Regions from separate parts of the Homo sapiens genome. Here region 1 is linked to region 2. Evidence: chromatin contacts called from ENCODE Hi-C or POLR2A ChIA-PET data. All regions are on one chromosome and are shown on one strand. Each heading gives the region's core, a stretch centred on a gene start or an enhancer-like site at or near the end of the contact. The rest is flanking DNA. Distances are from core to core; before and after follow the strand shown.

What was found. A loop is a pair of places that touch in the nucleus more often than their neighbours do. ChIA-PET counts read pairs that join two places held with the same protein, here RNA polymerase II (POLR2A).
Region 1: a map of endothelial cell of umbilical vein shows a loop between it and region 2 (2.1-fold over the local background). The contact joins the enhancer-like site here to the promoter of GRIA4 in region 2. A Hi-C loop is called at or near these places in 1 of 168 maps with a recorded cell type or tissue (endothelial cell of umbilical vein). POLR2A ChIA-PET finds 5 or more read pairs at or near these places in 1 of 52 experiments (PC-9).

Annotation. Positions count from the first base shown.
Region 1 is chr11:105,243,176-105,246,590 of GRCh38, reverse strand. All of the region lies in intron 4 of LOC105369468 (a long non-coding RNA gene), which reads left to right. Among named protein-coding and RNA genes, the nearest start is that of CARD18, 110 kb to the right of the region's middle. Within about 2 kb of position 1,975, at least 2 of the 41 ENCODE cell types and tissues checked have a DNase peak (open chromatin) inside an H3K27ac peak, as active enhancers do; they include endothelial cell of umbilical vein, where a contact is called at or near this core.
Region 2 is chr11:105,607,617-105,611,346 of GRCh38, reverse strand. It overlaps GRIA4 (glutamate ionotropic receptor AMPA type subunit 4), which reads right to left and starts at 1,274. Exons shown (of 17, transcript NM_000829.4): 1 at 919-1,274; 2 at 262-439. The coding sequence starts at 349. RefSeq lists a silencer at 98-298.

The DNA of each region.
Region 1 (3,415 bases), core at 726-3,225, 370 kb after region 2:
TACTTCCATTTATTTGTCTACCTTTCTATTATATTGCAAATTTTTACGAGGTCAAAGGACTTAGACTTTTATCAGAGAAATTTCTGCCACTGTCCCTGAAAGATGAAAAAAAAAGTGTAAAGACCAGCAATTAGAATTTTAAAAAATCTATTCCAGTGATTCTGCACTCTTAGAAATAGACGACACCTTCCTTGCAGTCTTATATTCAAGGAAGCTAATTTTCCTTATCTATTTGAAAACTAAAGACACTGATATGCCACAGTGAATATAAGATAAGAATGCCACAGACTTTATAATTAGCATCCATTCTTCACAGAGGATAAGCAGGATTAAAGTCTAGTTAACAAAATGAATTATATTTCCTGAATGCTTGTAATTTAAATCTATGTGGTTGAGTTGTTTTTACAAGAAGCAAGAAGCAAGTAGGTAACTCCACAGGCAGCTGGTAGAAGGCACCGAAGCTAGATCTATACAACTACATGCCCTTGGGTGTTTTAACCAAACTCTTCAGCTAACCTCTTGGATTACACTATTTTAAACAGATCAAGGCAGTGGGAACTGTACATTTGGAAGAAATAATTGCTATCTAAACTATACATGGTTGGACTGCATTCATTCAGGCTTTGTGGAACATTTATTTGTGCACATTTTAGCAAGTTGCTCAACTTTCTGTGATTTATTGTTTTCACTTACTGAATGGGTGTAGAGTAATAACTATGGTCATCTTAGAAGTTTATCTGCATTAAGTAAACCTCCTACCAACACGGTAAGGTAGCGACTAATTATTTTTCTCATTTTACAAATGAAAAAAAGAGGTACAGTGAAATAAAGTAGTATCGAACGTGACAGACCTCATAAACAATGGAGTTTGGAACCAATGCCAGTTTACCAGACAAGGTATGCTTAACTACCACAGACAGCCACCATAATTACACTATTTCAAAGGTTTCTGTGGGATAAAAAAGTAGTTTCCAAGAAATACTGATGTCTGGCTTCCAACCCCTGTGCATTCTGTTTCATTGGTATGAAGTGTAACTCAGGCTTTGGGATTTTTCAAAGCTCCCCAGGTGATTTTCAGGTTCAAAGTTTGAACCCAATGGTATAAACACTTTAGCAGAGAGCATGACACACAAAGTGAAGGTGATAAATATCATCTCTATTAATACTCCTATTATTATTAATGGTATCATTAGAAACTGGTATGAAAGCAAAACAGGTGAATTATTTTTTAAATGACAAAATATAAGGCAAGGACAAAACAAAATGAAACAACAAATTAAGTGGTATGTGGCCACCATCTTTTCCTGTTAAAAAGATAAATTTTAAAATTGCTTTGTGTAAAAGATAAACTAAAGAAAAGTGGATGCTGACAAAATAAACCAATGAAACAGTAATAGACCTGAAACTTGGCTTTTAGTTGAGTTCTACTGGATTCTGTTTTCTGGTTTGAGTCAGAGAAAATCCACTTTGGAGCTTCCCATTTAGCTGGCTATACAGGGACAAAGCCTAAAATATTTATCAGGAATACAACCATTTCTCACATGGTTCATATTTTTCATGAGATTTTGAAGTTTTCTGTAGTGATTACTGAGTCACTTATAGCTTTGCACAGAAGAAAATTTGCATTCAAGGAGCTCAGGCAATATTCAGCAGTTTCCTATCATTATAACTGTCTATAATATTTCTAAACTGTCCCACCTGTAGAAATGGATATAGACTTTTTTGATCTCTCAATATTTATTTCAGCCTTATGATTCTGTTGATAAGATTATACATTAGCAAAACCTAATGCTTAGAATGAATATACAACTGAGGTACTAGACACAATTTCAAGTTACAGTGAGTTTCTCTCTGTCTCTAGTTTTTCATCCTTCAGCTGTGGCTTGCTTTAGGCAAAGGACATGTGGTTACTAATTTTAGTTTGTCATTACTTGAGTTTCCTAAGGTCAGCTAGCTGTGGTGACTGGAAGGAAATGCATGCGTGCGTGAGTGTATTAGTCAGAACAAGGGAATTATTTTTACATCAATCTGCAGCCTTTGTTTACTTGTCCTAGGGATGACGTAAAAATATTTTCATACAATCTATTAAATTTAACTTACTTTTACATTTAATGTTTCAAAACTCTGTACATAAAGTAAAAATAATATTGACAGTTTTTACTGTGAAGAAAGAGTGAAAACATTAATATATTTTGCCTTTTTCCCTCTCTCTCTGAGTCCCTATGACAGCTGAAGGGTATATCTAGCCTAATGCTGAAGCTACTGAATTTATTTTCAGGATATTTTAATGCTGTCAGAATATATACAACTACAAAAATACAACTAACTCTATTATCGTAAGTACCATGATTGACATTTCTGTCCACAAAAAGGTACATTATGTGTCCATAATGTATTAGACAGAACAAATCTATAAATTTCCTATGCAATTTTGTCATGAACAATATATGACCTAAAAACTAGGTTTCTTCAATTTGTTACAGTAAATGGATTCTAGCAAATCAGAATTTTCAGAGCATGAATATAATCAATTCTAGCTTAGCTATTCTGGTTTAGAAAAGTCAGCTCAATTATTTCCAGTCTTTTAGACATCTCCTAACAAGAGAGCATTTGGTTATTTAAACAGCATCACAATAAATTGTGTATATTATATTACCTGGAAAGTATATTTTTAATATCTGATTCTATACACACATATATAGAGTCAGATATACCATACAAAATAATTTAATTTTCCATATGCAGAAGAAGCACATCAGTAGAAAAGCCAATGATATTTTGCTCTTTTACATGTTATGTACATGTTACGAAAAATAACTTTCTCCTTTGAATTCATTGTTAGGACTTTGTACAGTGCTGCCAATTACTTTCAAATGTGAGAGAGGATATATATCTAGTTGGAATTCAACTGTAATTTAGCCTATAAAATACGATCTTACAAATAAACATTAATTGTTGCTGTTTCCACCAGGCTGTAGTTTTCTAAACCATTAATTGACTTCCTAGTCACCAATTGATTTTTGTGATTTACAAAATTAAAAATAGGCCAGGTGTGGTGGCTCATGCCTGAAATCCCAGCACTTTGGGAGGCCAAAGCAAGAGGTTTGCTTGAGGCCAGGACTTGGAGACCAGCCTGGACAATGTAGTGAGATCGCATCTGTACAAAAAATACGAAAATTAGCCTGGTGCTGTGGCTCATGCCTGTAGTCCCAGCTACTTCGGGAGATTGAGGTGGGAGGATTGCTTGAGCCCTGGAGTTGGAGATTACATTGAGCCATGATCCTGCAACTGCACTCCAGTCTGGGAGACAGAGTGAGACTCTATCTCTAATGAATGAATGAATGAACAAATGAATAAAAATTTACAATGAATAAAGTAGTAGCATATTTTTCCTTATGTTCTGTGTTTACAGAGT
Region 2 (3,730 bases), core at 25-2,524:
TCCTACTTAAGCGACTATAGGTAAAGGTGGAAATAGGGCTATGGGCTGAGAACGCATGGGTGGGCTGCCCTGGGTGTATTCCAACGGAACCTGCACTAAAGAGGAAGTCTTTTTGCAAAGGAGAGAAAGGAAGAGGAGGGAAACAGAGGGGAAGGGAACTGCTGAAGGTTTCCCTGAATTGCTTATCAGCAACTCATTTAACTCACTTTCGGATATCTGCTACAACCAGCCACATGCACACCCCATCGGAGCACACCTTACCTATTTGCACGCTGCTCGGAAAGGCTCCCATGGCGAGTCCCCAAAATCCAGAAAATAACAAGACAATCTGTCTGGAAATAATCCTCATCTTCTTTTCTCCTCTCCCTGGCGCGCGCTCTCTCTCTTTCTCTCGCACTCTTCCTAAAGGCTGTTCAGAGAAGCATTGAAGACGATGGCGCTAAAATTAAAATCAACCAAAAAAAAAAAAAAAAAAAGAAAAGAAAGAAAAGAAAGAAAAAAAAGGAAAGAGGTTTCGGTGGTTTAAGATTATGACTAGTTCTCCTTAGCAATCCATCGCGAGCCGCCAGATTTTTCCCGCAGTCTCCATAGCCCTGGGAGAGGTTTTCTGTCCGGCTGCAAATGTTGCACATGCAAAAGATGGTGGTGGAGCGTCTAGTGGCTGCTCGCAGGGATGAGACATGCGCTCTATCTTTGCCTCACTCGCACTCGCGCTCGCCCCTTGCTTTCTCACATACACACAAACACTGGCGCCGCGGCCGCCACACGCGCTCTCCAGCTCGCATCAGCCGACATCCCCCAGCAAGCCTGCACCAGCCCGGAGCATCGCTGCCCTCCTGGCGTCCCCTCCTCGAGCGCGCACTCCCTCCGCACGCCCCTCGCCCACCGCTCGGCTGGCTTCACCCCCTGGGTGCTCACCGGAGCGCCCCAGTCTCCCGGACGCTCCGGAGCCAGTCTGGTGTCAGGTTTTCCCTTCTGACCACTCGCTGACTCCCTCCTCTTTTCTTCCTCGGTTCGCAGAGGGACCGACTCTGGGGATGGGCACCCCCAGCGCCCCTCTCTTGGTTTTCCTGGCACCTCTGCTTCTCGGCTGCGCTAGGCAGAAAATCCGCCCACGGGCCAGGTCTGCAAGCCCCAATCGGGGGCTCCGGGGGGTTAGTACCTCCCCATGCCCCCAGGCCCCTGCCGCATCCTTGCAGGTTCGTGAGGAGGACGGGCTGCCTCCCTCTCCTACAGTCCTGGCTTCCCTCTCAGCCTAGCCCTCTTCTGCCACTGGGCTGCGCGCGGGGGACTCCGGTCCTCGCTGCAGCAAAGATTTCTCACCAGCAAACAGCCCGGGAATCTGGAGAGCCTGACAAGGGAATGGATGAGGTGAAAGGGTTCAGAGAGGGATGGGAGGAGAAAAGACAGGCAAAGGGCAGCCCCTGGCGGGTTTAAGAGGCCAGGACCAGGATGAAAGAATTGGAGGAGGTAAGGATGGGGAAGAGAGCCAGAGAAGTTGAAACATCCTGGGAAGGGGAGGAGGGGGTAAAAGGTTATTTTAAATAACTGACGAAGTTTAGGGTACTGAACGGGATGGGGAAAAGACTGAGAAATGAAAATTGAAAGAGGCCTCTAACATTCTCTTGGAAAGGCATGAAGCAGGGATAGGAATAAGAACTGCGTGAAGTGTAAAGTAGGAAAAGTGATTAAAGATTCGATTGCTTTCTATACAGTCACCCATTCCGGAGGACTCTTTCCTTCTGTGCTGTGGCCCATTGCAGGAGCAGGAGGGACACAGCGCAAAGGCTGATGAAGGACCAGAGGGGCAGTGCTTGGGGCAGTGGGCACAGGTGTCTGACAGGAAGATAGTGTTTCGTGCACATCTCCTCTTGTCTGGGACTCTGGAATGCTCACTCTGCTCCACGCCACCTCCAGGTAGACTTAAGCACTTCAGTGATGATGTCAATAGTTGTTTTGACTGGGTAGAAGTGAAAATGAATTATCCTAGAAAGTTTTGGGGTTACAGTCTCACTTGCTCTCCAGAGTCACCTTTAAGATTGTCCTTTCATCTGCCTGTCCTGGACTGAGCTTGAACCACACTCAGAAGCAGTCACTGTGGTAGCCGTGAGTGACCGGTTTCTGATTTCCTCTGTATGGTTTGAGATTTCCTGATCTAGTTAGTAAATACAATCTCCTGTTCCAATAAGCTGTGTGAGAGAATCATTAGAAGGAGAGGTTCTCCTTAAACGTTAGGGAACCTAGGGTGATGTCTGCCATTAAATTTTTAAAAAGAATATAGCAAATGCCTAGGTTTGCCTGATATAATATTTGAGACTACAATGCTTAAAGTGGAATTCTTGCAAGGGACTTACAGAAAGCCTGGTAACGGCTTTTTGAAATATACATTACCTTAACTCTTTCAAAATACTTTATTTGGTGTCACTGATTACCTGTATTTGTAGTTTGTAGATGACATTTTAAAATCCCTGCTAAAACTTGAGTGCTTTTCTATTTCCTAAGTTTTGAATTTTATTTTTAAAATTGCATCTTTAAAATAAGTGTCTGCTTTCCCGTTACATTTCACCACAGATTGTTATGAAAAAAAAAACCTAATTGTAACTGTATTTTACAAATCATACATTTGTCATTTTAGTTTGTGAAGTTTTAGTCTTGCAAGTCAAGTGAAATTTGAAGCATTTTTCCTTTTTTTATTTTTCTGTGTTAAAAAACAAGGCTGTGAATAATAGCATTCTGTTTTCTCTTGAAAAAGGATAATAGAGTATGACACATAAAATTCAAGTTAAATTAAAATTTCAAAATCCACCAAACTGTTAAACTCATCACTTGCTTGGGTAACTAGTGAAGCTCTTCCTGATCCAGAGGCAATTATTAACTTTAATTCTTCTCAAAATTGAAAGATTTCAGTTTTCATATGATGTAATAGCATCATTGATATAGATGCAGGACAAGTTTTTTTTCCCCACTTAACTGTCATGATAACACCTGGACTAATATAACCACAGATGACACAACTATATTTTTCCAAAATAGTAATCCAGTTGTTTTTAATTTCTATTTTCCCAAGTAGTTAAAACCTCTATTTTACTTTCTAAACCTAAACTCTCTTTATCTGTATTATATACACATATATTTATAAATGTATGTATCAAATATATTTTCTCTGTATGATACATAGAAATATCATATATACATATATTATATACGTATATACATGTATATAGATGTACATATATGTCAAATAGTTATATATTAAGCACCTATGATGTGTATTTATTCTCCAAGTGTTTGAGATATAAAGTTGAACAAAACAAAATCCCTGATATTCTTAGAAGACTCTTAATGTTTATGAATGCTCACTAATGTGCAAGGTATTGTGCTGAAGCCATACATATATTACCTGATCTACAGAAAATTTTAGGTATCCTTGCATTTGTTAGGTAACCCAACTAAAGATTTAGATTCTTTCTCAAGATTATATTCTTGGTAAGTGATGAAACCATAACTAAGGATGGGACTCAAGTTGTCTGATTTCAGAGACTGGGCTGTCTTTATTAAAACCTGCTGTGTTAATGAGTTTAAGGAGTGACGAGGGGTCTGGGAGCTGAAAAGTAAACTACAAGAATCCTAGCATTCAGAAAGGTAGTGTGTTCTACCTGAAAGACCTCAGGCTTTCAGACTAATAATTAGTAACTGGTTTCAGATTACAGGCCCTCAATTTCTTAGCTGT